Linked DNA regions of Homo sapiens: region 1 is linked to region 2. Evidence: read pairs that join two places in POLR2A ChIA-PET (ENCODE). Cell type or tissue: HepG2. All regions are shown on one strand. Each heading gives the region's core, and the rest is flanking DNA. Links, peaks and the distances in the headings are about the cores only.

Region 1 (17,014 bases), core at 4,950-9,949, 72 kb after region 2:
ATATAGTTTACATCAAGGATTGGCAAGCTTTTTCTAAAAAGTAACTATTTTAGACTTTGTGGGTAATGTTATGTCTAGTGTAACTGACAAACCCTGCCACTGTACTGGGAAAGAACCCATAAGCAATATATAAATTAATGAATAGGAATATGTTCAAATAAAACTTTATTTACAAAAACAGGAAGTGGGCAGCATTTGACCCATGGTCCAGAGTTTTCTGATCCCTGGTTTAGATAAGTATAAACACGTTAAGCATTTAGTGAGAAGCTATTTTATGTGATATTCTTTGGTAATAAGGTTGTAACATGTTTAATAACCTGGTCTTTGGACACAAACACATTTGGGTTCAAAACTCATTTTCGTCACAAGCATTATAAAATTACAAAAATTAATTAGCTGTCTAAACATAACCCCATCTGTCACATAGTCACATTTACTTAACTGGGTTATGTTTCTAAGACGTGATATTATAGGTATAGAACATGTTCCTGAGGTTGGCAGATATTTAAGTGCCAATAAATATTTTATATTACATTCATGCATAGATGCTGGGGTATAACAATATTTCACTAGACTGTAGAGACATACATACAGATCCAGTCAATAAAACAGTACAAAGTGTATTAAATTAAATATGGGGTAGATAATAGTAATAAAAGAAGTCACAGCTGATATTTAGCTGTGTATTTGAGTCCTTAAATGAGGTTAAAATTGCTTAATAATTGTTGGAAAAAAATGCTAAAATTTTGACTTTAAAAAAATTCCTAATATTATAGTAAAAACAATAAGGTATATAATTCTGATTTAACAATAATTCAAGTTTTTTTAAATTTTATTATTATTATACTTTAAGTTTTAGGGTACATGTGCACGACGTGCAGGTTTGTTACATATGTATACATGTGCCATGCTGGTATGCTGCACCCATTAACTCATCATTTAGCATTAGGTATATCTCCTAATGCTATCCCTCCCCCCTCCCCCCACCCTACAACAGTCCCCGGTGTGTGATGTTCCCCTTCCTGTGTCCATGTGTTCTCATTGTTCAATTCCCACCTATGAGTGAGAACATGCGGTGTTTGGTTTTTTGTCCTTGCGATAGTTTGCTGAGAATGATGGTTTCAAGTTTTAAGTCCATATACATTTTATTTAATTGGAAAACTAAAATTTAAAGTATTTAATTTAAATTTTTATTGCTCAAGACGTACAATGGCTGGGCGTGGTGGCTCATGCCTGTAATCCCAGCACTTTGGGAGGCCAAGGAACGCAGATCAACTGAGGTCAGGAGTTCAAGACCAGCCTGGCCAACATGGTGAAACCCCATCTCTACTAAAAATACAAAAATTAGTCGGGTGTGGTGGCAGGCGCCTGTAGTCTCAGCTACTCAGGAGGCTGAGGCAGGAGAATTGCTTGAACCCGGGAGGTGGAGGTTGCAGTGAGGCAAGATCACACCATTGCACTCCAGCCTGGGCGACAGAGCAAGACTCTGTCTGAAAAAAAAAAAAAAAAAAAAAAAAAGAAGAAGAAGTACATCAATATTAAAAAAAATGGGCTTGAAAATGTATTAAAACTCAAATCATCTTTCCTCTTATGATTAGAAATCATTTCAGACACTTTTCAAGGAGGATTCTATTTGAACTAGACAGTGCTGATTGGTGATTTGGTACATATTCTTCTCTAATTCAAAGGCCACAGTCCACTTATTCAAATTTTGGCATTATTCATGTCAAAGTAAATTTTGTACAGCCTCACATGAAGTAAAAAATTGACAGTGTCCAATAACTTTTCCTAGTTTATAATATGTTTAGGCTTACAGAAAAAGTATTCACTTTCATAATGAAAATATATGAAATTATTTTGACTAAACTATCTAAAATATCAAGACTTAAGAGAACAATGTAAATAACTCTCTATTTTTTCCTGCAACAGAGAGTTATTAAATGTTTTTCACCATTTTGATACTTATTATTCTACAACCATGAAAGCCAAATCAGGCTATTTCAAACTTACTTATATGAAGCATTTTTGTTAGTAGAAAGCTTCTTATCCCTCTGCTTGGGAATATAAATAATGTAGAGATTTTTTGGTTGTTGTTCTCAAATGCCAACTTAAAAAGCTACATATCCTCTTTTGCTCTCAAGTGTTTTATATCATATATTAAAGAATTCTTCTCTTGAAGACATTATAAAAGTATTTGTTATAGTATAAATCCAGTTCAGAAAAAATATACTTGAGCAACTTCTAAGAAGAAAATACGTGATTTAGACATTGAGTCTGAAATATTACTCTGACAATATTTGTATTCTAAAAAGTGATATGTTTGCCTAAGGAAAGTTCTATTCAATTTTTGTTTGAGTAATAACATTTTAATTTTACTAAAAATTCTTAATTCTAAGCAATTCTTAAAGTTCTTTTGAGCACAGATATGATATAGAAAGATTATTCCAATTATATTTAGTAGGATAGATTACATTTTGAGAGATATCAGAGATAGCAAACAATTTCAAAACAAATTACACAATAGATTAAGTTAGTGGAGGTAGAAAATGGAGAAGCATTGATGGACAGAAGAGAAAAGTAGTTTTGAATTTCTCAGGGTACAGTGTTATGTCATTGTTAAAATTATCTTGGAGGAAGATAGGCCTGAATTCAGGGCCTTGCTTTTTATTTACTCATTATGAGAACATTGTAATGCTTTTATCTGAGACCAAGAACTAGTTATATAACCTACCTCATAAACATAGGAAAATGAAATGAGATACAGTGTGACAAGCAACTTGTACAATGTCTTTTAGGGGCTGGTAGTCGAGATAGTAATAGAATATCTAATGACATATTAATTGAATGGAAGAAGAAAAAGAAAAATATAAATTGAATGTGATTGAAGTTGCAATTCTGTGATTCAGCCATTAAAAGAAACAGAAAAAGCTGGATGTGAAGGGAGTGATAAAGCAAAGAGCTAAACATAAGGCTAAAAATCTACTCTTATTCCTCTAACACCTTGCATTATTAGTTCTTACAATATTTTGACTATCTTTAATTGGACTTTGGTTATTCATCCTAATTAACTAATAAGCTATTTATTCTAAAACACGATTGTTTTTATTTAACACTAGGAATGCTTTGTCTCATATTTACTACCATAAAGAGCAGTTGGCTTGTTCCTGTCCACACAGGTTTACTTGTCATTCATTGCCTTCTGCTTTATTGATTAAATGACTTTTTGCGAATTTGTATTCAGTCCAGCACCTCCGTTTCTAAAAGATAGGGCCTAGAAAAATGATGCAGTTTCTGGGGCCAAATAGATTGTGGCACAGCTGATGCTTTGTTCAAAATCTATACCGACTGAAATAACTGGATCAATCATGTGGCTATCTGCATTGATTCATAAGGCTGCTGACAATTTGAATCAGCTGTCATTTTGCATAGAAAACTGTTGCCAAAATCTATATGATTAAAATCAACTTTCTTTTAAATAGATGGTAAATAGAACACAAAAGACAAATCAGAGAAGGAAAAGTATAACATCTACCAACTGGAAAACTAATGCCACTATTTCATCAACATTACTATTCATACTAAACATATTTTCATTGCTAAGCCTATGGCACTATACAAGAAAGTTGAATATAATAAATATCAAAGAATAGTTTTGAAGATATGGAGATAGCTAACAGTCATAATGAAAGATATTTAGAATGTATAGCTCTATGGAAAATACATAGTGAAATATATACAGACAGGAGTTATCAATTATAAAACCTTAACTCTTTAACATTTTTAAAAACAAACCTAATTGTGCCTGTGTCTTTTTTGTTTACTAATATCAAGCACATATTCTTTCTAAAACATGTAAATTTATGTCTCAATTCTAGTGTCCAGGGAATAATTTTTCTATTCCATAAGACTATAAAGTCCAAAACAAAAATCTTCAGAAAACTGTTTCATGTCTTGCTTCTCACTATTGTTTGTTTAGCTATGAGAAATAATAATATATTTATCATAGAATTTTAAGAAGAGTTTAGTATGTTTCATAACTTTAGGTATCTCAAAAGTGTTTTGTGAGCAGTAGGACTAATGTAATATTGTTTATTTTTATTCAGGATGTATTAATTTCTTTTCATCATTCACAGCATAATATCTACCTCTGAGAGTAGCAACTTGAGCTCAAAATATGTACTTTATTTCCAGCAAAAACATCTTTAAAATAATTACATATTTCAATAAACAATATAAACTCTTTTCTTCCATTTTGTTAACTTATCTCTAATTATGAAATTAAAATAATCAAATTCTAAATATTTTATTTAAATATTAAAAAAGTTTTCACAAGTGAATGTTTCAGATGTTTGTCTCAAAAATGCTGTTTAAAAACTTTTCAGTCATATAATCATCAATATTTTAATTTTAAGCAAAGGAAATTAAAACCACCATTACTATAATTCAAACTTATATATAGAAGTCACATATCATTCATATCTTACAGATTTTATTAAATTCTAATTTAAAAATTTGAAATGTTTAATGTACCAATAAATTAGTGGGAATACATAAAAGACAATTTTGGTATACAATATTAACTAAATACTTAATTTTCAATTTCTATTTAAATTTGTGTATATTTTACTTATTTTTCTCATTGAACTGAATTCAATGGGTATTTTCCAAATGTAAAATTATATCTTCAAGAAAACGAATCATGGGTGCTTCATAGACATCTTCCTATTAATTTATTTCCTTAAAAATTCAACATATTAGAGATTAAATATATTATTTACAATACTCACTTTTGATCAATGTTTTTAACCTTAAAATTTTTAACTTTAAGAAAAAAAACTCTTAAAATATTTATATTTCTAATTACAGATTATATATGACTATCACTAAAGGTTAATTTAATTTATGTAGCTGAAAATAAATTAACATAAAGCATAGAAGAGAGTATGAGAGGGCAACTTACTCCTTGTTTCTAAAACTGGCAAAGTGTGAAGGTCACAGCTTATATATTAATATATTCTATTATGTCATCTGTTGTAAACAAAGAATATTAAATACTCTTATTCATTTTCTTCTAATGAGCATATATTACTAAGGTGTCTAATGAATAGATAAAACATCTTTTTTCATTAAATATTTATTAAAATAATATTCTCTACGCTCACCAATTAAGGGACAATTTATTCCAAAAAGATAGCAGGGCAAACGCCAAAGAGACTGACTTCATTCGCTTATAAGCCTCTGGCTATCAAATCGATAATATTCCCTCCTGTTCTTTATTGGATAAATAAAAATAAAATAAAATACAATGTAAACCAAAGGAAGTTATTTAAAGCTAAATTGAATGCAAAAATTTTTATTGAATTCCATATTAAATTCAAAATCTTTAGTGATTTACTGAAAAGTGTCTATTTGCATTAAAGGCTCTATTCCTTTCTCTTAAATGTGTGTAAAAAAGAGTCTAATAATTCATTTATATCAAAATGCTTGACAACTCCAAAATATTAAACAGTTTTTCACTCTCTCTTCCTGTCTCTTTCTCTCTCTCTCTGTCTCTCTCACGCACACACACTCATGCGCATACACGGATTTAACTATGCACAGTAGATGAGTAGAATTATTTAAATTAAAGCAGATAATTTCTGTGTAGTTGTTCTACAAAATTACAAAGATTGTTATCAATAATAATACATCGGAGGTAAGGATTTACTATAATAAGCATAAGTAACAGTTATAGGTACATAGATATAAATATACATAAAAATTATGGGTAAATTATACATGATGATAATGAAGGTAAATAGATAATAGATTTTTATGTTTATATTCTTTAGAAACTGTTTACTGTTTTATAATTTGAGTTTAATTTATGTTCATAATTGATTCCACCACAAGTATTTATCAATTGTTTCTCTTTCTTAATGTTTTCTGGGAGAAAAAGCAAATACCCTTTCTTTCTTTTCTAAATAAACTGACAAAGCAATACACGTTTATGGAAAAATGTTTATAGGGAAGGATTTCAGTTTTTCTTCAAAGCAGGAAATGGGTGCCCTCTGCTGTCGATTTGTAGGTTATTTTAGCCAGTATGATTCTGCTACATGTGAAAATATTCAAAAGTGTAAAAACCTATTATTATATTATTTATAATATATCATATATAAATATGATATATTGTATTACACATTCTATGCAAATAGAATATGTTGTATTATATATAAATAATATTTAATGTATAAAGTTGATAATTTTTCAAAATCAAGATTTGGTTCAGTTACATGAAAGATGAATTAGCTGAGGAGTTGGAAGAGGGGATTATTAATTGTTTGTAAGTATTTATACAATAGAAAGCAAAGACGACAAAAGCCCAAAGCTTTTAAATGAATAAAAAGCAAAGAATTGAGTTTCAGGTGAATATTTTTAAAAAAATAATTATTCAATGTTTCACTACCATCTGCACCATCAATAATACATAGCACATGGAGTATTTTTTCTGAGTAGTTTATTAGAATAATACAAAAGAATATCACAAGAGTTAATTGATATTTATTCTTTTCTACTTTTTCCTCATTCTCTCTCAATCGCGCAGAAATGCTTTTTTTAAAAAAGCAATGTGAATGTTATGCAATAAATTATAAATGTAAGGAAAACCTTCTCATCATTTAATTTTCAGATTGTATAACATACGTTCAGGTCTTTTATTTGATTTAAATATTATAAATTAGGAAGTTTAATATATAACAAACCAAAAAAACTCCCATTTAATGAACATAATTATAACAAAGTATTTAAATACATTTAAAACTATCCTCCTCCTGAAATTACTCACATTTTTTAAACACTTGAGTATTTACTTAATAGTTATTTATTATCTATCTATAAGGCAGTTACTCTAATAAACCTAAGAATAAAGCCATGAGTTAGGCAAGGATCCTGGTGTCAAAAAGCATGTGTTACTATAATATGGTTTAGTTATACTACCTAAAATATCACCAGTCATTATATGTGAAAATATAGAGTATTTTTTAAAAAGTACATACATACCAAAATCTTATTTCTCAACCCAAATATTAGCTCCACTCCATGTTGAAATTCACTGCAGGTGTAGATATATTGAGATATATGTTATGTGTGTATGCGTGTATATATATGTGTTGGGGCGGGGGAAAGATAAAGCGAGAGAAAGACAGAGACAGAAAGCAACTGAGAAAGAAACAGAGAGAGATTCCGATACATAATTTCTGAATATAACTTTTTACCAATAATTCATAAATTCAAAAAAAGACAATATATTTATTATCGCAGTGCTTATCCACAAAATTAAATATAATCTCTTTCAAATGTTTTATTTATATACAAGTTAGAAAGAAATGTTCTCCTCTTAATTGATCTCAAATAATTTGCCATGCTTTCTAATAATTAGACATAACAGACATCTTTAATAAATTACTCATTTTTGAGGTATAAATTTTCTGAATCTTTTTTAACCAATAAGAAACTACGTTTCAAACTATAGTCTCCTTTTTCTTAATGTCCTAAGAAAGATGCCCTCAAATTTCACTGCCCATTTACTCTGATGTACTTTAGCCCCGAGGTACATAAAATCCATTACATCATGATTTGATGCAGTGAAAAATTCATTAAAGAAATATGAACTCTGAATAAAAGTATTTCAAACAAGAATTATTTTAAATAAATAATTGTGTGGCAGAGAAGTGAATTTAATTTTTCTAATAAGATAACAGAGAGTGATCCATCAGTGGAAAGATGATAGACTACTAGTAAAGAGACGTATACTTCAAGAGTATCAATTAGTGACAACCAAAAATGACTGTATCATACATATAAATAAAAATAATTTAAAAGAAAAACACATTCAAATGATGTTGCAATATACCTGTGGACCCAAAATTTTGTTTTGATAGGGATTTCACAATTTTCAATGGGTTCTCTGAGAAAAGAGTTTTTAAAAATAATTATTTAAGATTTTTGTAATTTGTAGATCTATATATTTATAGGGTACATGAGATATTTTGATATAGGCATGCAATGTGAAATAAGCACATTGTGAGAACATGTGATGTTTCTCTTTCTGTGCCTGGCTTATTTCACTTAACATAATGAGCTCCAGTTCTATCCATGTTGTTGCAAATGACTGGATCTCACTCTTTTTATGGCTGAATAGTACTCCATTGTGCATATGTACCACATTTTCTTTATCCATTAATTCGGTGATGGCCACTTGGGTTGCTTCCAAAAGTTAGCTATTGTAAAGAGTGCTGCAACAAAGAGGAGTGTGGATATCCCTTTCATATACTGTTTTCCTTTCTTTGGAGTATGTATGAAGCAGTAGGATTGCTGGATCTTATGGACTGCTCAATTTCTAGTTTTTTGAGAAACCTCCAAACTGCTCCCCATAGTGGTTGTACCACCAACAGTGTACAGGATTCCCTTTTCTCCACATCTATTGCCTGTCTTTTGGATATAAGCTATTTTAAATGGAATGAGATGATAGAGTACAGTACTTTTGCTTTGCGTTTCTCTGATGATCCATGTCGTTGAGCACTTTTTCTTTTCTGTTTTTTTTTTTGTGTTTTTTTTTTTTTTTTTTTGAGATGGAGTCTCGCACTGTTGCCCAGGCTGGAGTGCAATGGAGCAATCTCGGCCCACTGCAACTTCTGCCTCCTGGGTTCAAGAGATTCTCCTGCCTCAGCCTCCCGAGTAGCTGGGATTACAGGCGCTTGCCACCACGCCCAGCTGTTTTTTGTATTTTTAATAGAGACGGGGTTTCACCATATTGACCAGGCTGGTCTTGAACTCCTGACTTCAGGTGATCCACCCACCTCGGCCTCCCAAACTTCTGGGATTACCGGCGTGAGCCACCGTGCCTGGCCCATTGAGCACCTTTACACATGCCTGTTTGCAATGTGTGTATCTTCTTTTGAGACATGTCTATTCAAATATTTTAAATATTTTGCCCATTTTTAAAAATCAGACTATTAGGTATTTTTCCTATAGTGTTGTTTAAGCTCCTTTAAATGTTCTGGTTAATAAACCCTTGTCAGATGGGTAGTTTGCAAATATTTTCTCCCATTTTGTGGGCTGTCTCTTCAGTTTTTCTATTGTCTCCTTTGCTGAACAGAAGCTTTTTAACTTGATGCGATCCCATTTGTCCAATTTTGGCTTCGTTTCCTGGCTTGTGGGGTATTGCTCAAGAAATCTTTGCCCAGACCAATGTCCTAGAGATGTTCCCCAATGGTTTCTTGTAGTTTTATAGTTTGAGGCCTTAGGTTTAAGTCTTTAATCTATTTTCTTTTGATTTTTGTGTATGGTGAGGGATGGGGATCTACTTTGGTTCTTTTGCATACGGATATTCAGTTTTCCCAGCACCATTTATGAAGATATTGTCTTTTCCCCAGTGTATGTTCTTGTCACCTCTGTCAAAAATGAGTTTTCTGTATGTGTGTGGATTTGTTTCTGAGTTCTCTATTCTGTTCCATTGGTCTATGTGTCCGTTTTTATGCCAGTGTCATGCTGGCTCTGTAGCATAACTTGAAGTCAGGTAATGTGATTCCTCTGGTTTTGTTCTTTTAGCTTAGGATAGCTTTGGCTATTCTGGTCTTTGTAGTCCCATATAAATTTAAGGATTGTTTTTACTATTTCCGTGAAGAATGCTATTGGCATTTTGATAGGGATTGTATCAAATCTGTAGATTGCTTTGAGTAGTATGAACATTTTAACTATATTGATTATTCCAATCCATGTACATGGAATATTCTCCCGTTTTTCGGGGGTCCTCTTCAATTTCCTTTATCAATGTTTTTATAGTTTTCATTACAGAGATCTTTCACTTCTTTGATTAATTCCAAGGTATTTAATTTTATGTGTAGCTTTTGTAAATGGGATTACTTTTTAAATTTCTCTTTCACATTGTTCACTGCTGGCATATAGAAATGCTACTGATTTTTGTATGTTAATTTTGTATACTGCAACTTTATTGTTTTTCAGTTCTAATAATTTTCTTGTGAAGTCTTTAGTTTTTTCCAAATATAAGATCATATTATCATCAAGTAAGGATAATTTGACTTCTTCCTTTCCAACTTGGTTGTCCTTTATATATGTCTCTTGTCTGATTGTTCCAACTAGAAATTCCAGTAATATGTTGAATAAAAATGGTGACAGTGGGCATTCTTATCCTGTTCCAGATCTTAGAGGAAAGGTCTTAAGGTTCCCCACTCAGTATGATACTAGATGTGGGTCTGTCTGTCTTATATGGCTTTTATTATACTGAAGTATGTTTATGTCATCCCCAGTTTTTTGAGGGCTTTTATCATGAAGCGACATTGAATTTTATCAAATGCTTTTTTCAGCATCAATTGAAAAGATCATACGTTTTTTATCTTTTATTCTGTTATACAATATATCATGTTGATTGATTTGCGTATGTTGAATCATCCTTGCATCCCAGGGATAAATTCCACTTGGTCATGATAAGTGATCTTTCTAACGTACTGTTTAAGTTTTTTGTTTCTTTGTGTGTTTGTTGAGACAAGGTCTTACTCTGTCACCCAGGCTGGAGTGTAGTGGCATAATCATGGCTCACTGCAGCCTCGACTTGCTGGGCTCAAGTGATTCTCTCACCTCAGTCTCCTTCGTAGCTGGGACTACAGGCACGCACCACCATGCCTGGCTAATTTTTTGTACTTTTTATAAAGATGGGGTTTTGCCATGTCACCCAACGGTCTTGAACTATTGAGCTCAAGCAATCTGCTTGTCTTAGCCTCCCAAAGGGCTGGTATTGCCAGTGTGAGCCCCTGCACCCAGCCTATTTTGTATTAATATGTTGTGTAACTTCTTTTGGGAGGCATATTCTGTATTTAACTTTTTCATATTGTTTGATGTAGTCACATTTATATAGTTTATGGTGTATATTAATAAATTAGTTTTTCCTTTTTAAGTTTCTGTTCTAAGTTGTCATTCAACTACCTTCTGATACTTACATATGCTTTATTCCTTAAACATTAATCATAAAGTACAGGAATAAAAAGAATTAATTTTGACATTTGTCATTTATTATTATTACAAAATAAGTATCCTTTAAGGAAATATTAATATTAACTAATGCAAGATCTCATGCTGTTACATTACTGCCATAGACAGCTATATAGTCATTACTTTCTATGGCAGTAGGAGTTAAAAGTAGAATGCTGTTCAAATTACTATTCTTGTACAAATTTTCTTTAAAAAGCCAGCGTATAATGGCTTAAACAGTATTAGGTTTCATATAAAAAAGGAATAAGAAATGCTTAATATGTCAACTCAACAATCTCATAGATGCACAATTATTTCCAAATATGACGAGCATTCAGGCCCCTTCAGTAGTTTTCCCTCTCAGGTTATACTTTGACCAGACTTAGCATCTCCAGCAATCTGGTATTGGTATGTCTGGTGATCAAGGTTACTACCTATGAATTCCTATCAGTCAAAATGTTAAATATTGCAACCTAGAGAGTGAGGCAGTATCATTGGGAAGCAGAGAACCTCTCTTTACTCTCTTTAGCTGTTGTATAAGTGCAAGATAAAGACCAATAACGTTTTGCATAAGTGTTAATACAAGCTGTTTCAGTCCAGCCTCCTTGTGCTCTGGCCTCAGTGCCTTAACTTACTGCCTCCGGCCCTACTCCTCTATTTATGTGTCCTGAAATTAACTAGCTTGCTAATTGGTTGTAGGTCCCAAAGGTCGAGAGCTATGAAAAACTGTATATACAAATTTGCCATCCTTAGTAATATAATGATGTTCTTAAGATCCTGAGACTACAGTCTTTCAGCTTCAGAGGACTAGCTTTAGTTTCTTTTAGTAGTAGTTATAACTAAAATTTTAACCTCTCTGAGTGTCAGTTTCCATCTTTGTAAACTTAGGAATTGCTCTGTAATTCACTGATATAGTTTATCTAAAGTTCCTGACACAAAATAAGCCATGATATATGTTAGCTATTATTAATTATTGTTTTTCTTATTGGCTTTACATTTGACTACTGAAAAGTCTTGTATTTTGGGATATATAGCAAAATAAATGAGGATACTTGGAGTTATCTATACAAATGGGTTCTAAGGGTTTTTTGTATAATAGATTTTTAAAAGTATAACAACTTAAAATTCATAGAAATTTGGAGGTGTATAGAAGAAATTCAAGTAAAAATAAATAACTTACCTTGGTTTATGATAATATATACATATGTATATTATATACTATATATACATTATATATGTATATATGTATATATAATGTATACATACTATATATTATACTATATATACAATATATAATATATAATATGAAAAGTTAAATACACATACATATATACATACTATGTGTACACTATATATAATATATAGTACGTATATAGAGTATATAATATATGTATACATAATATATACATACTGAATATTATATATTGTGTATATATAGTATATAATATACTGTATATATAATATATACATAATATATATTATATATAGGGTACCTATGGTATGTGTATATGTATGTGTATTTAACTTTTTATATTATATATTATATATGTATATATAGTATCAGAAAACTTTACCTCTAAACTATCATATCACAAAACTGTTCTATGCCTGGGATGTTGAGTGGTGGAAAATAATCTTTCCAACTCGGCATCACAATTTGTCCTCTAGTTTCTGAAGCATTACTCCTGAATCCAGAATCTCATAATATTTAATTAATATATCAGCTTCTTTTGGTCCTAACAGGTTTGTAGAAACACGTCAGATTTTCCAACACTTATTCATTCATTCAACAAGTATCTGTAATGTTTTTAAGTCTTTTATATGCTCTGATTAAGCAATGGTAAGCAAAACACAACTACAAGACTCTCAATTGTTACAGAGATAGCTATCCAGAGACGAAAAACAAATGTTAAATAATAATCCTTAAATAACTGTTTATTCTCTCCCAGTCAGTTCAACAGATATGTATTCATTTCATTCAACACACATTTATTTGGCTCCTGCTCCATGTGTTGCCCATAGAGATAAGATTAAAACAAAAAGCCTCCACCAAACTGGAGCTTAAACTCTAGTGAAAAAGACAATAATAAACAAATTCACAAATAAATATGTAACATCGTAGGTGACAAATTACACGGAAAAGATAAATACGCTAAGGAAGGTAGAAAATGTAAGTGGTTTGTAATTGCTAAATTAATTCGTATTAAATATGAATAAGGTAATATTTTTATAAGTGCTATAAATAAAAACATGGGTATCTTAAAAGACAGAAGAAAATGACAAAGAGGATTTACTCATGGTGGAGAAACTAGTCTGTTTCATCCATTAACATGTAGACTTTGGATCTCTGCCAGCCATTGTTAATCATTGATCTCTGTGGCTAGATTTCTTAAACATACACAGAAGTTCAATAACTTTTGATGCCATGAGGAATTGTGTGGACTAAGCACTAGGTAGACATTTGTGTGCAGCACGATTAGCTAGGTAATGTAAGTCTGCAGACCTTCACTTCTCCAGTGATTATTTCTTGCCTAACCTGTTTCAGTCCTAACCTGTTTGACTACATTGAGGTACTTCCTCTTGTGTTCCAACTCTGCCCCTCTGGCATGTCTTACTGTAGCTTGGCAGCCAGATTACGGTCCTCTTTTGGCTATCTTATTTCTCTTTTGAACTTATATATCTGAACTCAATTTCTAACTGCTTATTTGGTTTTACATTAGTTTCTCTTAATGCAGCTCTGGTTCTATCCTTAACAAATGCACGTTTATTTAGTAACAATAAATATTGTCCATTTGATCATTAATATGAACGGACTTACATTCTGTGGTCATAAAATGTCCAGAGTTTTATCTACATTGGTTGAAGAGGCCAACTGATCTTCCATCTCATCTAATTATTTGCATTTATTTAACATTATATCCTATTCCATATCTGCTTGAGTCTGTATTCATCAGTTAAATTCCAAGACATACAGTCCCTGACCATCCAGAAAGATCCTATGCTCCAGCTGCATTTTTCACAAAATTCTATTTGTCTTCATTGCAGTACATTACAATTACTATATTCCAATTTAAAAGCAGGAAAAATTATGCACCCAGTATGTGATAGATAATTGTTTAAATTAATAAATGGATAAATCAAGGTGCAGAAAAAAATGGACTCCCTCCAAAATTATTTCTTTTGTAGTTTGAAATGTTATTTTAAATGACGTATTCCAGCATTAAAATATTCCCACTCAGAACAGTCCTTTCTCCATATGTCTTACTACTTAGTATACCTATGTGCTGTATTAATAATACTTTAGCAACCAAATAGCAGAATGTGAGGATATGCCCTGCCTGGGAATATAAGCTTAGCTGTCCATCCAGAAAGGACATACAAGTTGGAAGAGTATCACTACTACATTTTGACTTTTAATCAACTGCCCTCACATTACCTGCACCATATTCTGTCTTCTTACCGTATATGGCATCTGTCTGCTTAAGCAAGAGTGGAGAAGATATTTTCTGTATGTTGTCACTGTTAGAAAGAACAAGTCATAGCTGCATGGAGCAAAGGTGAGGATTCGGGATTCTAACTGGTGTCCAAACAAACTTTCAATCAATCTTCTTGTTTTCATATCTTCTCTCTTTACAAGTATTTAGGAGTTTCACTGGCAGAAACATTCTATTATTCTATGTGTAAATACACTTGCCTTGTGTTGCATCTCTAGGCAAGCAATTAGCTTTCAACTTTGTTTTCCCTACTAAAGTATCACTGTAAAGCAGACTCAGTAATTACGGATCCCAAGAGAGGACTCTCACTGCATGGAGAATAGCAAAGGTGATTATTACGCCAAGTACCAGAAACTGAAGTCTATATAATGATTCCCACTGCATCCTGGGCTACTGCTTATGTCCATCATGCACTAGTTACCTATTTATCTGAGTCCAGTGTGACAGAATTCACTCACATACAAGTTATGTGAATCAGGTTTAATACTGACTGATAAGCTGAAAGGCACAGAAGACTGGATCAATTATGAGCAGATTCCCCAAGGCTTAAGAAACAGTACAGAGAAGAAAAAGTCTTGACTGTGTGTGCCCCATTTTGCACGACAGTTGAGGGACTCTGAAAGGCAGTTCACCCCTTTCAGAGGTTATATAATTCAGAGACTATGTGACTTATGGGGCAAAACTTTGAAGGACATCCTGCTTCTAGGGGAGAGAGAACAAAGCCCAGGCTGTCCTTCCTAATTCAAAATATTGCATTTCCAGCATGTTCTACAGTTATTCTTGAGATCTATAAGCAAGAAAGAGAGGAGAACTAGGTCATCCCAAGGCCATCTAGGGAAATGTCCTGCTATCACTTGCTCATCTGCTTGTTTTTCTTCCAACATTTTATTGACATCTCTTATTTTGTACAATAACTACCCATGGTATTTTTCCCTAGTGAGATGAAGCAAAGATGTATGTGTATACCAGTCTATGTTTATATAGATATAGAATGTATTCTATTTTTATAGTCCTCAGCTATTATATTTGATTTTTAAGAGTCGCTTCTATAAGTGCTTGAAAAAAAATTATCTCATGCCTTTGTGCCATTCTCCCCTCTTCCAAGCCTATAGAAACTTGACAGATGCTTCTGCAGAAGTACCAGTTAGGCAGACATCATCAAACATATATAAACACAAATTGGCTGCTTTTTTCTCTTTTCCCTTTCTCTTAGGAATTTCTGGCAATTCTGAACTAAGAGAAACGGGCAATGTTCTCCACTGTCTTTTAAAATATCCAAAATGAAAAAACGTTATTGTATAGGTAGATGTAAAAATTAATGAAGCACATAAAGGAACAGATAGTGTTAGAGCACTTATTTCAGTATACATGACTACTATTGTTAAAAACATTGCAGACAAGAGTTTTGATTTATTAATTCTAAAAAAGATTTGCAGTGACTTCTTGTCCAATTTTCTACAAAAATATAATTTTTTATTGATTTTAAGTTAAAATTTGTCATAGTTTTGGCCAGAATTAGCAACAAAACGTATAGTTTTCTGCTCATTTCGATATACCATAGCATGCTAAATGAATATTCACATTTTTATAAATTTATGTTTTTTAGTTTTAAATAATTTTACTTTTCAATTATCCCTATGATTTATTTTTTCCTAAATGACTTCATTTATATATTTAACTGCATTAGGAGTTGGTTTTGTAATTATCATTTATAACATTACCTGCAACCCTATCAATGTCAGTGGAGGCAAGCCTGTTTTTTTGGCAATAACATATATATGCAGTTTTCTTACATGTACAGTTAAATTTCAGTTTATATTTTGAGATATGAGCATACACTATTATGCTAAGAGAACTAAACAATTATTAATACTCAAATTTTTTTATTTGTTATTGTGTTATGCTTACAGTCACAGAGTAATGGTTTCATGACTGCTCTTTGTGTACCTTCTCAGTGAGTGTTATCGGGTTAGTAAAACTTTATAATCTCACTTTGGTTTCCCACTGCTAAGTGCTATGCATGTGTCACAAAAAATATTTTTCAACATGTCAAAAACAATGAAAATGTATGAATGAAATGAAAAGTAACAAGGAAAGAAATCAGCTATGATTTTGGTTATGGGGGTCATAGTTCCAGAACCAGTTGGCTATAAAACACTTTATCCAATAATATTGTTTTATCCATATTTTTAGGAATGTTTATAACGTGAATGTTGTTTCATCATGAGTTACAATCATATAAAACTGAATCCACATGGTAAATACAAGATGGTGTGTTTTCACTGGTGAGATTTTTATTTTTTTTAAATAGTGATGTTTCTTCTCTCACAAGTGATCATGCACCTTATTTTCTCCCTTATTCTTACTTAGAAGAGTATCTCATTATCTCCCTAATGAGAGATCTTGTGAAATCTGTCCTCCACTTTCAGATGCATAAAACAATGAGAAATTGGACCATTTCCTTCAAAAGATGTATTTTAAGTTCTATTCTTTCT
Region 2 (17,014 bases), core at 6,148-11,147:
TGTTTTCTATTCAACATTATGGATAAAGTCCTACCATTAAATAAATATTTAAATGTATAAATAAGAACTTGATAATCCTGCATCCTCTTCAACTACACAGCTCTCTTTTTCTTCTCATCTATTTTCTGTGTAGTTCCAGCTACTTGGGAGGCTGAGGCAGGGAAATCACCTGAACTCGGGAGGCGGAGCTTGCAGTGAGCCAAGACCGCATCACTGCACTCCAGCCTGGCGACAGAGCGAGACTCCGTCTCAAAAAAAAAAAAAAAAGAAAAAAAAAAAGTGTTTTCTGCAGCTGCTCTTGCTACACCCACGCCTCCCAGTTCCCTTTGTCTTTTACTCTGGTCACTCTATAGTTCTCATTAAGATTATTCATTACTTTTGCCAGATATATTTAGATATCATTTTACTTTTACTTTTCAATATAATTCAAAAATTGTTATGACTTCTTTATTCTTGATTTTTTCTCTTCTGATCAGCTCTACTCTATGATTTACAACACCACCTTAGATTTCGAACTGGATATTTACATATTTGTTTCCTGCCTATACTTTTTCTCTATCAATAATCACAGATCTAGTTTAAGCAAAGATTGTAAAAAATTCTTAGCAAATCTTATCACAAAATATTACTTGGGCTTACGGACAAATTCCCGAAACCTAATGCTTCCATCTTTCTTTCTACTGTTTAGTTCATTCTGCTGGCACTTTAAAACAAGATATATTTAAAAATAAATAATAATCTATGCAAACCAGTTTTTAGTCAAATAGAGTGCCTCTAGAAACCTACTATTTAAGAGCACTATTAAATTTTGAATTTGTTTGGTAGTCTTGAATTGTTCTCTTTCTGAAAATCTTTGGCTTATATTTCATATATTGTGTAAAACAAACCCCAACGTTGACATATTAGGGCAAAAATCACTGTAAGAGTTACAACAAAAACTACAAGAGCTGGATCTTAGAGGAGTCAACAGCTTCAGGTACAACTTGGTGAAGAATGCTGCCCGAGAACACTTCTACAAGACAGCCAAGTGGCATGGCAACCAAGTTGCCCACTTAGGCTCTCTATTTTGGAAAAGATAAATACTTGATTAAAAGAGCAGAGAGCCACCAGCACTCGGGTGTGGATATGGTTTTATGCAAAGTGTGGCATACTGTACTTCCATGGAAGTGCAAAACCACATAGTAGTAGAGTGTAAAGTCTATACCCCCAAATATCTGTGTGATCTTTGGAAAATTATACATTCTTTGTGAGTCTCAATTTCTCTACCAGTAAAATGAAAATTACAGTCATACTCACTTATTTGAGATATTTAGAAGGATTATGAATTTCAAGAATATAAATGTTCAATGTGTAAATTACAATAATTAATAAACGGTCACACTTATGATGTTAGTTTGGAAAAACTGTACTAAACTTCCCTAGATAGCTAGAGAAACAGTATATTTTGCTTATTTGGATTGTTTTATCTCTAAAAATTCAAACAAATAATACTATAGCTCTGTTTCTTCTGTGAAATTTAAAAAGCCATGTTGATGAAAGATCAAATACAAAAAGAAACTCTGTTATGCAAATAAAACTGATTTGATCGAATGGACCTTTCAAAAATAGAGTAAACACACATACACACACCAAGAATATGTGATCATATACATCCTTATGTCAAATATTTCAGTTATTCAAACACTTGTTTTATTTTAAAAATTTGGATTCTGTTTCTTTTTGTAGCAATAGCACTAAGCAAAAACAAATAGATATGTAGGCACTAAACATTGTTAATTCTGCAATAGCTGGGATTCAGCGTTTCTTAAAACATTAAACAAAATAAAACAATAAAGCTGTATTAGTTTATTTGGGCTACTATAACAAAATACCATTAATAAGGTGGCTTTTAAGCAACAGAAATTTATTTCTCGCAGTTCTGGAGATTGGAAAGTCCAAGATCAAGGCAATGATCTTGAGTTGGTATTTGATGAAGGCCTGCTTCCTCACAGACAGCATCCTTCTTCCTATATCCTCACATGGAAGAAATATTGGGGCTCTCTCAGGCCTCTTTTGTAAGGACATTAATCCCATTCATGAAGGTTCTATCCTCATGACCTAATCACCTTTCAAAGGTCTCACCGTCTAACATCATCACATTGGTGATTACATTTGAATATATGAATTTTGAGGGCACAAAAACGTTCACACCTTTGCAAAAGCCAACCAACACACATTAAGAAGCAAACAAAAACAGGATCAGTTTTCATTAGAGTACAAATCCCAAAGATTTTGAATAGGAAATAGTACATAATTTCTCTAGTTTACTTAGTTACATATATTAGTCACAGTTATGGAAAGGGTAGGCAGAAGGTCATTAATATTATTGAGCTATCTGCTGAATAGATTTTACATTAAACAAATATATAATTTGGACAAATTACTGGCTAATATATTCTTTTAGAATTAGATGCTTTGCTTAATTATCAATATTTTAAAACTGATTTATGGTAGTCTATTCTCAGTCATAGTTGTGATCATTTTAAAGTGAAGACATATACCAAATCACATCACTTCTTGGAAAAAAAACAAAAACAAAAATTCCCATCCCTCTCCTAACTCACTCAGAATAAAATCTCATGCCCCTACCTTTGCTTACCAGGTGGTCCCAGTTACTACAACCTTATGATTATTTTCCCAGACCTAAAATTCTATCTTTACTCTTTTTACTCAGTGGGCCTCAGTCACTCATCTCCTTTTTCACTTTTGAATGTGCCAATCATGCTTATTGCAGTGTTACATTTACTGTTCCTTATGGTTTGAAATTTTTTTCCTAATACATCTGAAAGACTTCTTCATTATCACTTCATTCAGGTTTCTGCTCAAATGCTTCTATATCTGGAATAGTACCTTACTCAACCCACAGTTTACCACGCTGTAAAGCAGCTTTCATCTTCATAGCTCTTATCACCATTAACATAATAGACATTGACCTGTTTACATTCTGTTTGTTCCCAGTTGAATGTAAATTCCAGGAGAGCAGGAATTTATTTCCCATTTGTATTTGCAGCACCTACGAGAGTTCTTGGCACATAATGGGAACAAAATATATATTTGTTGAATCATTCAATCAACTGAATGAATGAATGAATAATAATATAGTCATTAAGGACTTTTTAAAGTTTAAGTATTTGAAGTTGGCAATTAAAAGAATACAGATCTCTGGATAACAGGCAGATAGAAGATAAAAATACTGATTTGTGTTTTATGTCTTTAATATTTTAATTTAGATGCTAAAAATGTTGCTAGATAAAAAAGTACTCCTTGGAATCTGCTAGTATAGGTTCATGTTATTTTACCATAAAGATGATAATTATACATTCTTTATCAGCCACTAATTTAAATTCTTTAAATATGTTATAAAATTTCAGTCCTATTCACTTGCTAATTTGACATAAACTTCTTTTAAAGAAGCTACATTGTATTACATGTTATGTGTATGTCATTCTAATCTCAAGTTTAACTTTTCCTTTTTTCTACATAAATGAGTCACACAGTGTAAAAGGGAGATTTTCAAATCGTCACTAGAGATTAAAAGAGTGATCCCCTCCCTAATATGTGAAACTTGAAGGAATTAGATTAGAAAATATTTTGATGGAAAACATAGGTTGATTGTGCTGCCACAAATACCATAATTGCAAAACAAAGAGGAAGGGAAAAGGGGAAGGCACAATAGATTATTTGTATGACTCCCAATCCTGTGTTGTACATGCACACACATAAACAAACACACACAGATTCATTAGTGTATCTTGATCGTGAGTGATGCCTCCTGTCAAAAAATAGACAGACTCTGTGGAGCCCTACACAGAGGAAGAGAACTGAAGCACTACCTAGTCAGTAGCTGGGGCTACAGGTATTATGAGTGACCTGGTGAAGAGGGACTGATGGTAATGAGACATCCAATAATGCTTATTTCATAGACTGGCTTGAAAGGTCCCTTTTCTTGTCGGATTTAACCTTAACAAGCAGCCAAATCTAGGTTGTGTTGAATAAATGTAAAATTCAATGTCCTATCACCTTACAATATTACTTCTTCTCCACACAAATAACAGAATCTTTAGGAAGCTGAAAATCACAATAACTTTAATCCCTTTCCCATTGGTTTTGCTCTGATATTGAATAAGGTGTGGAGGATTTCCACAGTCACTTAGGAGCCTTACTTGGTTTCTGCTATGGAACAAAGAACACTTAGGTCTGTAAGTTTGAGCACACAGGGAAAAAAAACACAGATACAGACACGTAAAAAAACTCTAAAAGTTTAAATAGCAAAAATAGATAATAACATGTATTCCACAATAAACATGGGTCAAGTATTACTTTGAGCTTTTTATAGGTATTGAGTAATTTATTCATTTAAAAAAATCAAATATAATACTTAAAATTACAAAGGTAATTATTTCCAATTTGTCTTTTTTTATCCATATATATAGATATGGATCTATATATGAATGGATATAGTTATAACTATGTAGATATTAATTTTCTATATAAGCATTAATTAAATAGGAAATGATAGTAAACATGGCAAATTATGCCTAAATTATATTTTAAATGTTAATTTAAAAGCAGAGAATATAATTATGGCAAATAATTTAATACATTAATTTTCAAAGGAAATTCAGATTCTTGAAAAACAAACATAAAACAATTGAGGCAATTTTTCTACTTTATAGATGAGTAAATCAACTCAAAGAAAATTATATAAGTTGCTTATAAACACTTAGGAATAAAACACTTCCTAATCATGAGATAAAATGTAAAACTAGCTGGACACAGTGGCTCATTCCTATAATCGCAGCACTTTGGGGGGCTGAGATGGGCAGATCACTTGAGGTCAGGAGTTCGAGACCAGCCTCGCCAACATGGTGAAACCCCGTCTCTAATAAATTTACAAAAATTAGCTGGGTGTGATGGTGTGTGCCTGTAATCACAGCCACCCAGGAGGTTGAGGCAGGAGAATCTCCTGAAACCAGGAGGTGGAGATTACACCACCGTACTCCAGCCTGGGTAACACAGCAAGACTCTGTCTCAAAATAAATAAATTAATAAATAAATTAATTAATTAATATAATAAATAAGTAAAACAAAACATATATTAATAGTAAAACTTATATATAATTATCACAATCACATCAATATTCTATAAGTAACAGCATTCCACATTATAGAAAAAGATGATCTTTTAAAGTTATGTTTCAGATTATTATTAAATTGATAGCAACCATCAACCAAGCTATCCCAAATAAAATTAGGGAGCAATTTCATTTATGAATATAGTAGAAAATAATTTTTAATATGTCTAAAAAGTATTCAATATTATAATAAAACCTATAAAATCCAAATGTTTATTCTAATAATATGTATTATGTTGTATATTTGTATATTAAGATGTATAGTAATATATTTCACTGGTGTGATACTTTAAGGGAAGAAAATGAATGTAGATCACATCAATAGATGCTGACATATAATTTTATATAATTAAGCATGTGTTAATGAGTAAAGCAAATAATAAACTCCTGTTGGCTTAAGGGGTTATTCTTAAAAGTGGCATTAGATCTATCTGAAACCAACAGCATAAATTAATTACTACATGCGACCCTTCAAGCTCAAACACTTACAAGTAAAGCATGGAAACAAAGAATGAAAATAAATCATTTCAAAGACAAGGTTTATGAAAAAAACAACGTCTTTTGAAAAGTGTCTGTTCATATGCTTCACCCACTTTTTGATGGGGTTGTTTGTAAATCTGTTTAAGTTCTTTGTAGATTCTGGATATTAGCCCTTTGTCAGATGGATAGATTGCAAGAATTTTCTCCCATTCTGTAGGCTGCCTATTCACTCTGATGATAGTTTCTTTTGCTGTGCAGAAGCTCTTTAGTTTAATCAGACCTCATATGTCAATTTCGGCTTTTGTTGCCATTGCTTTTGGTGTTTTAGTCATGACACTTAATGCAGCCAACAAACATATGAAAAAAAGCTCATCACCACTGTTCATTAGAGAAATGCAAATCAAAACCACAATGAGATAGCATCTCACATCAGTTAGAATGGCAATCATTGAAAAGTCAGAAAACAACAAATGCTAGAGAGGATGTGGAGAAATAGGAATGCTTTCATACTGTTGGTGGGAGTGTAGATTAGTTCAACCACTGTGGAAGAGAGTGGGGTAATTCCTCAAGGATCTAGAACTAGAAATACCATTTGACCCAGCAATCCCATTAGTGGGTATATATCCAAAGGATTATAAATCATTCTACCATGAATACACATGCATACGTACGTTTACTGCAGCACTATTCACAATATCAAAGACTTGAAACCAACCCAAATGCCCATCAATGATAGACTGGATAAAGAAAATGTGGCATATATACACCATGGAATACTATGCAGCCATAAAAAAGGATGAGTTCGTGTCCTTTCCAGGGACTTGGATGAAGCTGGAAACCATCATTCTCAGCAAACTAACACAGGAACAGCAAACTAACACAGGAACAGAAAACCAAACACCGCATGTTCTCACTCATAAGTAGAAGTTTAACAATGAGAACACATTGGCACATAGAGGGGAACATCACACACCAGTGACTGGGGGTTAGGGAGCCTGTTGGGGGTTGGGGGGCAAGGGGAGGGATAGCTATAGGAGAAATACCTAATGTAGATGACAGATTGATGGGTGCAGCAAACAACCATGGCACGTGTCTACCTATGTAACAAACCTGCACGTTCTGCACATGTATCCCAGAACTTGAAGTATAATAAAAAAAATCTGTAGTATATCTAAAGTCTTTCATTTTAATTTTAGTTCATTTCATTTAACAATTTGCCAGCCAAAAGAGGGCTATGGCAGCAAGGAGATGGTTAGGGGATTGTACAAATTATTTCAACCATCCTTTTCTCTATGTTCTCTGAAATGGCTATTAATAGTATTGGATTTCCTGGATTAATTATCATGATTGATTTGTATTTCAAAGTGTGAATTTTATTGTATTTCCTTAATTTTGTAATTTAGCTACTCCTGATATTTTCTTTTAGCAATCAAAGTTTTAATTCCAAATAACCCATACTTACACACAAATTTTCCTTTCTCTTTTTAAATAACAGTCTATCATTCATTACTTAATCTGTTTGATCTGCAGATTTGAATTCTTATCCGCAATCTCAGATGCACAGCATGCGACAACCAAGCGATAGCGTCTAATCGAACATAGCCTAAGAGACTTCTTCCATTCTGCCTCATTCGTAAGCTGCTATTCATTGTCCTAACACTAATTCCCATCCATCATAAGAGAAACTGATTTCTCTTTGTTTCCTTTGGGAACCAAAGCCTCTGATACCCAGTTTTATCACTCACGAGTTTTACCTTAAACACCAGAATGTGATTCAGCCATTTTTATTTTACTACTTTATAACAAGGATGGCCTTTCCTTCGTTACCCAATAATATGTGCTTCATTTCCATTTGATACTTCATCAGAATGGTCTTTGCCATTCCTATTTCTAGCAAATTCTCTTCAGGCTTACATAAGTATTCCCTAAGAAGGTTGAGTCTTTCTCAATAGTCTTCTTTCTGAGTCTTCACCAGAGTGACACTTACCAGTACATTCAGGACAATAGAGGCTTTTTCTAGCATGCACTCCAAAATTTTTCCAGCCTGTACCCATTACCCACTTCCAAAGAACACAGTAGTTTTTGTAAATATTACTAAATAGTAATAGTATATACTTCCAAATTGATAATCAATTTACTGTAACTTCTTCAATGTATGAGAGTTTTCGTTTCTCAAAAGTTATCAGATAATAATTTGCCAATCTAATATATTAAATCATATCTAATTTTTGCTTGATGTGTGCTTCTTTCATTACTCTTAGGTTTGATTGTATTTTGTACTCTTTTTTAATACTCTGAATATGTCAAAATATCCTTTCAGTTTTCTGCAGGTCCTGCTCATTCTCATCTATAAGATCTTAACACAAATAACATTGCTCCAGAGAAGTTAGTTTGGATTATCTTATATGTGGTTTCTAATTACTTTTTTTCTCATCTCTTTGAAAATGTCTTTTATGACACTGATCACAACTTGTACTGTCTTGCCTAATTATTTGTTAATTGTTTACATCCTCTGTTCCACAACCCACAAATCAATGTACTCCATGTTGACATGTATTATAACTCTTTTGTATACCATAACCCAACGTCAAAAAGAACTTCACACGTAGTATTATTACATAAGTTCTTGTGCCATAAATTAATTAATCATAAAACAATTATGTGCCAACTGTAGAAAATTTCAACTAGAGTATAATTTCCAGGAAAGGAAAGATTTTTTCCTATTAATTAATGAACTAAAAAAGTGCCTGGTATTTAATATATATTTAATATTTATTTATGAAATTGAATTATTTTGATTCCTCAGAAGTTGCTTAAGGTTATCTGCTATTTTTAATCCAAATAATATATAGTTAAAATTGCTAAAAATCACATAAATAGAAAAAGTATTATTTCCAAATTAAATAAGTATTGGGTGTTACATCACACACACACACACACGCACACACATACACACACACAAACTTTATCTCTGCAACTTATATTTTGAGGGCTAATTTAAATCATGGTGAAGATTTTCCTTTAAACAAAAAAATTAGAGAAAAAAAGATAAAGTCGATATTAACATATTAAATCAGTGTTGGTGGACAATTGAACTAGATCATGAAGGATCATCTTTAGAGCCTTTCTAAACATAAAATAACTTCGTTATTTTGGCGAGTACATGAAACAGCTCACAAATGAGCTGACACTTTGCAGGAAGCAATTATTGCCTAAGGTAGGAAGTTTAAATGTTTGCTTTTCTTTTATGCATCATGAAGGGGGAAAGGTCTTCCTATAAGTAAAAAAGATAATGACGTTGACACAAAGATTATAAAGAGCCATATTGCTTTGAAAAACTCTCTGAAATTCTAGTTAAAGATCAAAACACTCTTTTACAAAGCACATCTGAACAATGTGTGATTGGAAGATGGCAAGAGTTGTACTACCAAATCTTTGCTGGTAGTACAGCTTTTCCACATATTAAATCATCCCTCCTTCCTTTGTTTTTCTTTTTTGAATGGTTGTATCAGAACAAAGAAAGCTGATTATATGTCTTCCTGTAGGGAAAAGAGATCAAACTACTCAATGTGATGGTTTATGTATATAAATATACTTGTGTATATAAATACCAGTTTCTTCTTATTGTTTAGCTGGATCTATGTGTGTCACACTTTTACACTTTTGCATAAACCAGCAAGTTTGCTACAGCTAACAAAGCCAAAAGCATTGCTACAGATGTTCTTTTTGTTAATTGGAAAATAAACTTAATGAAAAAAATTAAGTTATTCTACTCAGCTTATCTATGCTGGGCAGCTGGTTTAACTCAGTCCTTCATCATGCATCTCAAATGCTCCATCCAGGACAGCAGAACAGCCTAGGCACGTCCTCAAGATAATGCGAGGGACACACACTTGCAAATAGAAACCTACCCATAAATCACCTCCAAAAGCCTAGGCTTAGAACGGGTATATTATTTACTTCTACTTCAGTCCTTGACCAAGCGCACATAGAGCTAAGGGGTAAAGCTGGTCACTCTGCACATGGTGAAAAGACATTGTCCAAAAATGTGGACATAGACAATAAAAAGAAGGAAGGGATTGGATCTATGGGTGCATTGACTGGTGCTTTTGTAACTCCTTCTAGCAATGTTAACTTATTTTAAAATACAGGTTAGGAAAGAGAAAACATTTCTGAGAACTTTGGTCTTTAAACTGTCAAATGTATGGGTCTAGATACCTACATTAGGGCAATAACTACAATGGAAGTCTAATAGTTTATGGTAGAGACATTAGTTTTTCCCTTTTAATTGCTGTAAGCCTTTCTGGTTATAATTCTTATTTTTAGAGTCATATGATTATGCTATTATAGGCTACTAAGGGCTTGATAAGAATATACTGATTTAAACATTATCACTAGTGCAAAGGAGTATCAGATTAAACATTAAATCCTTAAGTAATTAACTTAATAAGTTGCTTTAAAGAAAATACCATGACAATCTTCACTTAACTGGAGTTAAATCATTTTATCTAATTTTGTAATTTTATTTATTGATAGAAAAATATATAGCATGAGACTCTGTAATGTGCACAGTTTTCTACATCTTCACTTTTTGCAGTTATCCCTAACTGGTTTAATATATCTTAGTAAACTAAAATTCTATTTAACATATACTGTAGAATTAAGATCACCAATTCAAAGAGCATGATATATGCTAACTCCTATATAATGTAGTCATCAATATTGACAGCCTGCAACCTGTTTTCGAAGTTAAAGAAACAAGATTTTGACAATATGTTATCTAAACTGTTTGTATAAAACAAAATATTTTTGCCAAACTAAGTGTTTTTGAATTGAAATTCTAAATAATGCTGTTAGGTTAAGAGACTTAGTCCCAAAAGCTGCATACATTGTTTCTGAAATCATACAGGAAAAGAGAGCCATATAAACACACAAAAAAATGTGAAAAGTGCATTACTCCAGAAACGTATACACTATAGTACTCATCTGTAGAAAGACTCTTGAGTTCTAACATTGCCTCATATATTTTTACTATCTTTTTCAACACAGTGAAGGGTGGTTACTCATGCTTTTGGCAAATGCAGAAATTGAGGCTGGGAACTAAATAAATGAGATCAGGTATCAGTGTAATAAGCATTATTATATACATATGAATTCAGTTCTCTTTTAGCTTATATAAAAGGTACTTCATGTGTGAATTAGGTTTGGTAAATATAATGAGTCCGTCAATTAGTAACTGGAGCCAGAAAATTTTAAGTGCCCTTTCTTTGAAAATTCATATGGGATACTGAACAAAAAGTGGGACAGAAAAGTAAGAGTCTAGTAAAAATATTTGCAACCGTGGATAAGCAAGTTTAAATTTAAAACTGCTGAAAATCTTCACAATACCACCACCAGGTAGGCATGTTTATAACTACGTACAGAAAAATACACTCAGCAACACAATTATAATTTTAATTCGTATTTTAAAATCAGGATACAATCTCCAACAAAATAAAATACATAGAAGAAAATATTAAATTTTTGTATCATGTAAAGATATGAAAATTTGTTGTAAAGTCCAAAAAGCTAAACACGGTCTCTGCTTATTACTCTGGGATCGTTGCTTACTATCCCCATTCCTCATTCCCTGGTGTTTTGTTTTGTTTTGTTTTGAGACAGCGCCTCGCTCTTTTGCCAGGCTGGGGTGCAGTGGTACAATCTCGGGACACTGCAACCTCTGCCCCTTGTGTTCAAGCGATTCTCCTGCCTCAGCCTCCCAAGTAGCTGGGATTACAGGTGCCCGCCACCACGCCCAGCTAATTTTTGTATTTTTTTTCAGTAGAGATGGGGTTTCCCCATGTTGTCCAGGCTGGTCTTGAACTCCTGCCCTCAGGTGATCCAATCTCCTTGGCCTCCCAAAGTGTAGGATTACAGTTGTGAGCCACTGTGGCCGGCCTCCCTGGTCTTTAAAATACTCACAGCGTATACACAAACACAAAACAAACAACAACCAGGTCACATTAAATATACCTCAGTTGCTGCACTCTGCCATGCTATCTCTTGCCATGATTTCACCCACGTTGATCCCTCTACCAAGATAACTTTTTCTTCTTGCCTTCATCTCTTTTACCTTTTTGGATGTCTCTTCATTTTTAACTATTTTATTACTATTATTATTATTATTATTATTATTATTATTATTATTTTGAGACGGAGCCTCGCTCTGTCGCCCAGGCTAGAGTGCAGTGGCGCGATCTCGGCTCACTGCAAGCTCCGCCTCCCAGGTTCATGCCATTCTCCTGCCTCAGCCTCCCGAGTAGCTGGGACTACAGGCGCCTCCCACCATACCCAGCTAATTTTTTGTATTTTTAGTAGAGACGGGGTTTCACCGTGTTAGCCAGGGTGGTCTCGATCTCCTGACCTTGTGGTCCGACCGCCTTGGTCTCCCAAGGTGCTGGGATTACAGGCGTGAGCCACCACGCCTGGCCTTATTTTTTAAAGGAAATCATATCATGCCTGTAATCCCAGCACTTTGGGAGGCCGAGGTGGGCATATCACGAGGTCAGGAGATCAAGACCACCCTGGCTAACACGGTGAAACCCCGTCTCTACTAAAAATACAAAAAATTAGCTGGGCTTGGTGGCAGGCGCCTGTAGTCCCAGCCACTCGGGAGGCTGAGGCAGGAGAATGACGTGAACCCGGGAAGCAGAGCTTGCAGTGAGCTGAGATCGGGCCACTGCACTCCAGTCTGGGCGACAGAGCGAGACTGTGCCTCAAAAAAAAAAAAAAAAAAAAGGAAATCATAACAATTAGCATTATTTTTTGTGATAAAATTAAATGAGTTAATGCTTGCAAAACACATAGGCTAGTTACAGAAACATACAAAGGGTAATATATATTATTTTAAATATTACTACTCACCCTACAGATATCTGCCTAAGAATCATTTCCATCTGCAAGTCTCCTCTGGCCCTTCTAATAGTATGCTTACATCCCAAATGTGCAACATCTATGTGCCCTGACATATTTCATGTTGTGTTACAATTGTGAGTTTACTTATCTGTATACTCCCTTCACTCGTCTGTAACATCACTGAGAAATGGTTCTCTTTTTATCTCATATAATAACTATCAAAAAGAGAAAAATAAAGATGATATGCAAAAAACAACATGCATTGTGGCATGCCAGAAGATGATACGGGCTGTAGACTAATCCCTATCTAAATTGTTTGAGGGCCGCCAATTTAGTTTTTGAAAGATGAAGTGAAAAACATTTATGGTGATTAAAAAGAAAGGCCAAAATGCTATCAAAAAAACTGGGTGAAAAGCACCCGAAATTATAAAGATTGAGTATACATATATATACATTTGGAGAAGAAAAAAAAAATTAAAAATTCAGTTACAGTGGCATATTCACAAACTGTGTTAATCAGGGTTATACAGAGAAACATAACAAATAGAATATTAGGTATGGATTAGATAGAAAGAGAGAGAGAGGGAGACGGAGCGGGAGAGGGAGGGAGAGGGAGGGAGGGGGAGAGGGAGAGAGAGAGAGAGAGAGAGAGAGATTTATTTTAAGGAATTGCCTTATGTAATTTTGGAGTCTGGCAAGTCACAAATCTGCCAGGTCGGCCAGAAGTTGGGAGACCCAGGGAAGAAGTCATGTTGTAGCTCCAGTCCAAAAGTAATCTGCTGGCCCAATACCTTGTCCTCCAGAAGACATCTGTCTTTTTTCTCTTAGAGTCTTCAAGTAATTATTAGAGATGCATTCCCACATGATGGAAGGTAATCTGCTGTATTCAAAGTCTACTGATTTAAATGTTACCCTTTAGAAATAACTACACAGCAACATCTAGACTTGCATTTGACCAAATATCTGGGTACTAGGACCTACCTAAGTTGACACATAAATTTAACCATCACAACACTGGAAAAGTGAGGTTTGAATTAATTTTTTCTCTCTAGGTTTTAGCCCACTGGCCAGTTATTTAGTCTCCTTCGTTTCAAAACAAAAGTCATAATGAGACCAGGTTTGGAAAATGAGGTGCCTGATGGAATCTGCCTGCCCTAGGCCTTACTTTTGAAGAATTAATGGCTACTTTTTATTCATAGTAGTATTCCTGTTATTAATTAGAGTAATTCTGTGCTGTATTTTGCTGTTATAAGCACAGACTTTCAAGTGATGTAATCAACAACTTCCACAGCCTTATATTCCAAAGACCTGAATCTAAATTATTGAATATCATTAGTAAAGCAATTCTAATCAAATATTCACAAACTCTTGTGACAGCCTTCAAATATCTACAGAAAAGCAAAGAAAAATTTATCATTGTAAGTATTACAAGGTCATTATTAATTAAAAAGAAAGGTGTTTATAAAACAGACTAGTGCATGGCAGATGGCACATTCACAATAAATGATATTGTTATTTTGATTACCACTTCATCTTTCTGTTAGAAGAGCAAGCAAGTAGGAGAATAAGAATAAAAATCACATCAATGTGGACTAAGGCCTATCTTAATCCATGCATAAACTTATGCATTACATAATATACTTTTACACCTTCCAAATGTTTGCATGAAAACATACTAAAATATAATGTCAAACTGTTAAAAAATAAATGAACAAGAAAGTTACATTACCACAATTATCTTAATATCTTGTATAGAGAAAGAAATTAACTTCAGAGTATTCTACCAAACTCAATGTGTATCTTGCAATTACATATTTCTTGTTATAAAAGAGATTGATTCCTAATAATATAGCCACATATGAGTCTAGCTTGTCAGTGCAATATGCCATCAAAAGGGGAAAATAACTACTTAGGGAGAAGTTAGGTAAAGAGCTCTTTAGGCTGACCTTTTGCTGATAAATTGATGATGTTCTCATTAGCAGCAACCCTGCTATTTGCCCTCAATAAAAGATAACATCCTGCTGTTAACGTAATTTCCATTTTTGTGATTTAATGACACAATTATATTGAAGATACTTTTTCCAAATGGATTAGGGTTTAAAAGAAGGTAAAAATGTTTTAAACATTTGTATTCTGTTTTCCCCAAACCAAATAATGTTTTTCACATTGTGTGATTATATACGATAAATACATCAGAAAGGTGGGTGACACTCAAGTCATTTTTAAATATACTTGCTACTAAAAATAATGGTTATTAAACCTTGTATTATAAATATTTTAATATTTTTGTCTTCTGGTACAGCTGGCATTATTGTCCATAGGATAGTCAATTTATTTTGTACCGTGAAAAATATTACATCTTTTTCTCTGAAATTCAGATAACTCTTTTCATAATTTAACTGAATCCTGATATGGCAAAAGCCTGGTCATTAGATATATTTTCAGAAGGGAAGCAGCATATCATTATGGGGAGAGCAGAGACTTTGAAATCTGGCAGATATATGTTTAAATTTTGGCTTTAACCTTTATTAGATAAGTGATTTTGAACAAATTATAGTCCCTAGAAAAATATTAGTTTTTTTCATCTGATTACGTAGTGAATGGAAAATTAGATAATGGATATAAATCACATGGTTTATAACTGATGCCAAAGCTCAGGCCTTTTAACTTGGGGCATCTAATGATTTAATGAAAGAGGACACCAAGGAAGGAGTTTCTTTCATTGTTGAGTCTCTTGCCTTGATTCATGGGACAATTAAATAATCCATAAATTGTGATATATATATATGTGTATATATATATGTTTCTGTGGGAATCATTTTTTCTTTATTTTATTATGATTCAAATGTTTGTCCATAAAATACTATTAGTATATTTCTTAATTGTACTGGTCAGTTTGTTTTTGAGAAAAGGACATAAAAAAGAAAAGCTCAATAGAAATCATGTAAATATTGAACACTTGTAGAGCATTGTGGCTCCTATAATCAATTCCAAAGTAAAGACAAGGCTTTTATCAGACTGTCCTCCCACCACTGCCCCCCCGACACACACACGCACACTTTCCCATAGACATGAGTACCTGGACAAGAAAAGACAGACAGTGGCACCTTAGTTGGGCAACTGCTGTACTCAGAGGAAAAACAGGGATCCGCTAAAAGGCAAAAGCCAGCAGAGATTGCTGTCCCCTGTAGGGTGCAAAAAAGATATTGTTGGCTGGTGAAGTACTAGAATTTCTAGTAGAAACAGACACTGTTATGACCAAGGCAGAAACATCTTAGAATTTCCCAGAAATATTAGGGGTCAGATTTTGCAGATATTTAGATGTCTATTGTAAACAATCAGAGACAGAAAGCGGCCAAAATCTGAAAATATTTGTTTTCAAAGTTATGTAATAACATAGCTTTCTATAACTGTATGGCATGTTACCATTGTGCTGTTATAAACAATAGAGATTTGCCCTTTAAAAAACAATATTCTATGTATGTATATATATATGTATGTGTGTCTATATATAGGATATAGAAACATTTATATGTAAGGTAGCAAATATAATATATATTAAATTGACCGTGAAATATGTGCATCTGTAGATTCAAGTAGATCTGTATATTTAAGTACACCATGAAATATGTGAATCTGAAGAAAAAATGTTTAGAAGCAGCACATCTCTAAACAATGGCAAAAGTCTGAATTCTGCAATTCATTTTTCTATAAACCAATATATAAATATTTCAACATTCTGCACATTAATATTGTAATATGCTAAAACTGTTACATTTTAGTATGCCAAAGTGATCTCTTGAAAGCATTTTTTTTTTTTTTTTTTGAGATCGAGTCTCACTCTGTCACCCAGGCTGGAGTGCAGTGGTGCAATCTCAGCTCACTGCAACCTCCGCCTCCCAGGTTCTCGCCATTCTCCTGCATCAGCCTCTGAAGTAGCTGGGACTACAGGTGCCCGCCACCAAGCCCAGCTAATTTTTTGTTTTCATATTTTTAGAAGAGACGGGGTTTCACTGTGTTAGCCAGGATGGTATCGATCTCCTGACCTCGTGATCTACCTGCCTCGGCCTCCCAAAGTGCTGGGATTACAGGCGTGAGCCACCGTGCCCGGCCACAGGCATATTGTTAATACCTCATGTAAATATAAATAATTTAACTCATCATTTTACTACATAAAATTTATTGTTTAAAGTTATTGAATTATTAATACACTGCATGTATTATATAAGGTAGATATTTTCATCAACTACATTGGAAACTTTAACTGTAATATTTTCTGAACTTTTATAAAACATGAGGGTTTGTTTTTACATTATTTATACTGTGAATTCAACATTAGCAGATTGTTGAGAATACAATTAAAAACTCATAGTATTATTGAACTCATTGTATATATTTAAATAAGAATAAAATATTTTTTACTCCAAAAATGTTTACTCTTCCATGGTTGTTTAGTTCAAGATGGA

The links. ChIA-PET counts read pairs that join two places held together with the same protein. Peaks named below come from ENCODE experiments on the same cell type or tissue, not always from the same donor. Only the 100,000 strongest peaks of a DNase experiment are listed, where the experiment ranks them.
Region 1: POLR2A ChIA-PET joins it to region 2 with 5 read pairs; 2 of 35 experiments call an interaction of 5 or more read pairs at or near these places.

Annotation. Positions count from the first base shown.
Region 1 is chr3:80,682,991-80,700,004 of GRCh38, forward strand. The region is part of intron 1 of LOC105377177 (a long non-coding RNA gene); the gene reads right to left. All of the region lies in intron 2 of LOC105377176 (a long non-coding RNA gene), which reads left to right. Among named protein-coding and RNA genes, the nearest start is that of LINC02050, 73 kb to the right of the region's middle. In HepG2, for the core only: a CTCF peak has its summit at 6,055 (motif pointing left); no DNase peak of the experiment used is centred there.
Region 2 is chr3:80,609,604-80,626,617 of GRCh38, forward strand. The region is part of intron 3 of LOC105377177 (a long non-coding RNA gene); the gene reads right to left. Among named protein-coding and RNA genes, the nearest start is that of LINC02050, 150 kb to the right of the region's middle. RefSeq lists a silencer at 161-370. In HepG2, for the core only: no CTCF peak of the experiment used is centred there; a DNase peak (open chromatin) is centred at 8,918.